2 separate regions of the Homo sapiens genome follow, and region 2 is linked to region 1. A link is a loop called in an ENCODE intact Hi-C map of the cell type or tissue named here. Cell type or tissue: adrenal gland. All regions are shown on one strand.

Region 1 (2,500 bases):
GGAGGGCAGTGTGCTCTGGGGTCAGGGCTAGTAACCCGGTGTCTGCTGACACAGCTCCACTTGGGTGGGGGAAACAGCTTACTCTGAGGAAGAGCGCTGGACTGTGAGCTCTGGGCGAGCTGGGTGCAGAAGAGCGACTTGGAGTGTTTAGTGAGCGAATGAGTACCTGCTGCAGAACTCAGAGCCCAGTTCCCTCTAAAGGTTGGGACCTGGACTGCATGACTTTTCAAGAGGGGAGTGGAGGGGGGCGTCTCCACTCCTCCCCTTTGCTCTTCCTCCTCACCAGGGCAAAGGGGAAGGGGACTCCTGGGAGAAGGGGAGACAGGTGGGCAAGGAGGGGCTATTGGAGGCTCTGTTCATTCACTCATTCGTTCGCGGGAAGGGTAGAACGCTGTCCCCCTGCGGAACTCTTGTACCCGGCATTTATTAAGCATCTGCTGTACGCCAGGGCCTGGGCCGAGCGCTTTACGTGCGTGAACTCATTTCGTCATCCCCAGGTCCTAGGAGGCCGGCGGGAGGAATCCCACTTTACAGATGAGAAAGTCGAGGGACAGGGAGGGGCGGGACATGCCCGCCGTGCAGACCCAGGCTTCTGGGAGGGAGCTCCCAGCTCGTGATGATGGGGACGGATCCGCCGAGGAGCGCGGCGGCTCGAGGGGGCGGGAGGAGGGCGTCCCTCCAACAGAGGGTCTGCGGCCTGGACGGGGGGCGGCGGCCGGGAAGGGGGTGGGGGAGGGGCTGCCCCGGGCCCCGGGCCCCGCAATCCCCGCCCGGCTGGGCCCGGCTCGGAAAGTCCCGCGAAGCCCCCGCCCGGCCGGCCCAGGGCGGCGCGAACAAGCGGCCCTTTCTGCGCCGGCGGCCCCCGGCAGCTGGACCGCGGCCCGCTGGGGCGCGGACGTATCCGAGCTGGGGCGGGGGCGGGGGCGGGGCGGCCGCGTTGCCAAGGTGACCCGGGCGCGGGAAGGCGGCTCCGGCTCGCGCGGGCCGGGCCGGGCGGCGGCGGCGGCACCATGAGCGGCCGGAAGCGCAGCTTCACCTTCGGGGCCTACGGCGGGTAGGGCGTGGCGCGGCGCGGGGCGGGGCGCGTGCGCGCGTGTGCGTGTGCACGCGTGGGGGGGAGCCCGTGCGGGGTGTGCTCGCGTTTGGGCGGGTGGGCCTGGGCTATGACTGCTGTGGGGGCTGAGCGTTTGACCTCAGTGCGCGCATGGCTGTCGTGCTGTGGCGCCTGTGTGTGTGTGTTTCTGTTTCTGTGTCTGTGTGTGTTCCCATTGCGTGTCCATGTGCATGTGTGGGGAGGTGAGTGCAGGGTGGACATTGCTGTGTTTGTGTCTAAGCACATGATAGTGGCGCTTATGCATGTGACTGGGGCTGCGGGGCTACTCCGCCTGTGTGTGCGCGCGTGTGTGTGCATGCGTGTGTGCGCAACTGCTCACATGTATAGGTATGTGGGAGTAGGGGCAGGCAGGTCAGGGGGAGGTTCTGCTGGACCTCCCACTTTGCCTCTGCAGCTGTTGGGCCCCTCAGTGACGCTCTGGATAAAGGGACTCTAGAAGCCCTTAGCAGGTCCTGCCCACCCTGGGCACCAGGCTGCCCTCCTTCCTGCATCCTGGCTCTCAGGAACCTCCTCCTCCCTGGGCCACTGGCTGCCTGGGCTTGGAGGCCTGGAGGAGGTCAGAGTGGCAGCAGGTTCATCTTGGGGTCAAGGGGTGCAGAGGTGGGATGGGGATTTATGCCTGTTGCGGAGATTTGGCAAATTGGAGGGACGATGGGTTAGACAGAGTGGGCTCAGAGCCCCTGCCCAGCCAGACAAGCGGCTCCATGACCTTCACCAGGCCCTACCTCCCAGTGGTCATAGGGACCCATGGGACCCACCTTGGGGTGTGGAGCGCTGGGGCTTGTGTGTGGGCATGGTCAGTGTTCTCTGAGCTATGGGGATTGTGTCCAAGCTGCCTTCCCCTTGTGGACGCTCAACTTCTGAGGTGACCCCAGCAGAGGGTGGGGTGGGGTGGGAGGCCAGAGGCTACCCTTCCATATGGGGTCTTGCTAGCTGTCAGGTGATGAGAGGAGCCTGGGCTAGGCCCTGAGCTTCCTGGCCAGCCAACACGGGCAGCTCACAGGCTGGGTCCTGTTCTATGACCTTGGGCAAGTCCTGGCTTCTCTGACCTCACTGTCTGCAGAGTCGGCCTTCCCCATCAGCTGTCCCTGGGAGCCCCCAGCCCTGCCCTGCGGAGGACGTCCTCTTGCTGGCAGAGTTGGGCTGGGCTCCCTCCTCATCCCCTTCTTACCTCTGGGCAGGAGGCGAGTTGTTTGTTGTCCCAACAGCTGCTCAGCCCCTGCCCCCAGCGGCACCAAGGTGCCCTCAGAGGGCAGTAGGAGAATCTGGGCGGGGCGGGAGTGCTACCCACACATGCGTCCTGGGGCTGGATCTGGGTGGATTTGGGGGAGACAAAGTCTGGGGTACCCCTGAAGTCTTAGGGAGCAGGGTACGTGTGTTGGGGTG
Region 2 (2,500 bases), 130 kb after region 1:
ATTCATAGCTGAGAGCTTGGGGATGGTACAGTTACAATTTAAAGTAATTGTCTAAATTCTGTATTTGGGTATTAATGTTTAAATGGTAATCTGACAACAGTTTATAAAGTGATGTTCTGAATACCATAAAAAAAAGAAAGAGCTCAGTTTCAGGTCCTCCTGGAAAGAGTTAGGCTGGCCCCTCCCCATCCTTTGTAATAATATCCATCGTAGTAATAAGAGTTATTTATTCGGGGTTTGACAGATATGAATTCAAATCGTAGCTCCGACACTTACCAGCTGGGCAAACCCAGGCTAATTACTCTGAGTCATTCTCCTCACCTGAAAAATGGGCTGGTATAAGGATTAAATGTGTAAATGTATACAAAGCATTTCGCAGAGTGGCTTGGTGCGTAACAAGTGGTCCGTCAGTGTCGAGAACTCTTATTACTACTATGGATGTTATTACAAAGGGTGGAGAGGGGCAGGCCTAACTCTTTCCAGGAGGACCTGAAACCAGCCTCTTTCTCGTCACTCTTACTTTAAGCCTAGACAGTGATGAGGCCCAGAAACCTGCCTCTCCCTTGGGACTGAACACGGGCACAGCTCTGTGCCTCATAAAAGGTTCCTACCCCACACCTGGGGTGGGCCCTGGTACAGTCTAGCTTAGTTCCTCCAAAGACAAGGAAAAGAAGACCAAGGAGCACCGTGACACTGAACTGGGTGCCACCTGGGCCTATCCCTTCCCTACCCCCACCCACACAATGACCAAATCTAATCTGGTTCTGGGATGTCCTTTTATCTTGTGTGCCAACTCTATATTAGTTGCTAATGGCTGTCTGGAGCACTGTACTTAGAAGGAATCTGGGAAGGAAAGCAAGCAGTGGTTGACTAGTGATGTCTGATGTGGGTGCAGGGCAGGAGAGAGGAAGGAGACATGCTGGCTATTCGCCATCCACAAATCGAAAAATCCTAAGGCCTTGCCTCATTCAAATAAACCATGCGTGGTAGGGAGGGTAGCCAGAAGCTAAGAGAGGGAAAGGGACTTGGCGAAGGTCACACAGCTTGAAATGGCAGGGCTGGGATTCAAACCCAGGCCCCTCTGGGTTTCTCAGGATGCTTCCTTCTAGGCTTGTCATTTCCTATGAGGGGGTGAACAGGCTAAGAAACACTGTCTGGGAGAACAGACGCTGGTGCCCCACCAGGTGTGTCTATGTTCTGTCTCCTCCCCCTGGGGCCTCCCACCCCCATGTCATTTGCAAACACTCACTGAAAAACAAATGTGTACCACAAGGTGCCCTGAGAGCTCTTCTCCAAACATGCAAATTTGAATCCAGATGCCAATCTGATTGGGCAACCCTGGATTTGAGTCTCACCTGCACTTTCCAAACTTTGAGAACATTACTCAATCTCTCTGAGCTTCCGTTTCCTTGTTTGCAAAATGGAAAGAATTATGAGCTCAATACAATAAGGTCATTCAAAGTGATTAGCTCAGTTTCTGACACAGAGTAAGCCCTTAAATGTTCATTACAGACTGTCCCCAACTTACACTTAAGATTTTTTTCTTTACGATGATGCAAAAGCTACAGTGTTCAGTGGAAACCACACCTCGAGTACCCAACCAGCCATTCTGTTTTTCACATTCAATACAGTATAGCCAAGAAATTGACATGAGATAGTCAACACTTTATTATGAAATAGGCCTCGTGTTAGATGATTTGCCCAACTATAGGCTAATGTAACTGTTCTGAACACATTTAGGGTAAGTCAGGCTAAGCTACCATGTTTGACAGGTTAGGTGTTATAACCATTTTCTACTTATGATATTTTTCAACTTACAATTCCAGGACAAAAACCTTTGGTAAATCAAGGAGCATCTGTATAAGGATTAGGTCATGGGGAAAAGCAAAAAAACAGCATTTTCACACACAAAAAAATCACTTAGGTGATTAAGGGCTTGGACAAGCTGTTGAGAGGAAACCTGCTTATCTCTGATATCTTGATAGGCTAACAGACCTAGAATATGAATTTCTATATTGGATGGTTTTAAGATAAATAGGGAACTGACTCTTCTAGGAAGATGGGTTATGTCATTTGCATTACGGAGAAAGCAGTAGCCTTGAATGGATGGATGGGTCACCGCAGGGAACAAACATGTCTACTTCTCACTTCCCAGCTGGGGGAGTTTGTGTTTCCGTTTCCTCATCTGTAATGTGGGGATAATAGCACCTGCCACCCAGCGCTGCTGTAGGACCAAATAGTAATTACAGGCAAGGCACTGAGCACCATGCCTAGTACGTGCATGTTGGGCTTATAGTCTATGGACTTTTAGTTAGTAGTGGCATGGCAGGGACCAGCGGAATGAGGCAGAGAAAGAAGAGGAGCTATAGAAGGGCTCAGAAGGAGTGGAGGAGGGGAAATGGGCCTCAGATGAGACATTTTCTCACCAGAATGGCGGCAGACGGGTCAGTTAGTAACTCCTGTATGCTGAGAGACAGGTAAGTCAAGGTGGAGACAGGTG

What was found. Hi-C counts contacts between places; a loop is a spot of excess contacts. Peaks named below come from ENCODE experiments on the same cell type or tissue, not always from the same donor. Only the 100,000 strongest peaks of a DNase experiment are listed, where the experiment ranks them.
Region 2: a loop joins it to region 1, with 4 times the contacts of the local background. A loop is called at or near these places in 80 of 110 quality-filtered maps.

The regions. Positions count from the first base shown.
Region 1 is chr1:21,650,333-21,652,832 of GRCh38, reverse strand. All of the region lies in intron 1 of RAP1GAP (RAP1 GTPase activating protein), which reads left to right. Among named protein-coding and RNA genes, the nearest start is that of RAP1GAP, 18 kb to the left of the region's middle. RefSeq lists a silencer at 902-971 and an enhancer at 961-1,711. In adrenal gland, no CTCF peak of the experiment used is centred here; a DNase peak (open chromatin) is centred at 1,030; H3K4me3 peaks cover 1,111 bases; H3K27ac peaks cover 2,359 bases.
Region 2 is chr1:21,516,222-21,518,721 of GRCh38, reverse strand. All of the region lies in intron 1 of ALPL (alkaline phosphatase, biomineralization associated), which reads right to left. Among named protein-coding and RNA genes, the nearest start is that of ALPL, 8.0 kb to the right of the region's middle. In adrenal gland, no CTCF peak of the experiment used is centred here; no DNase peak of the experiment used is centred here.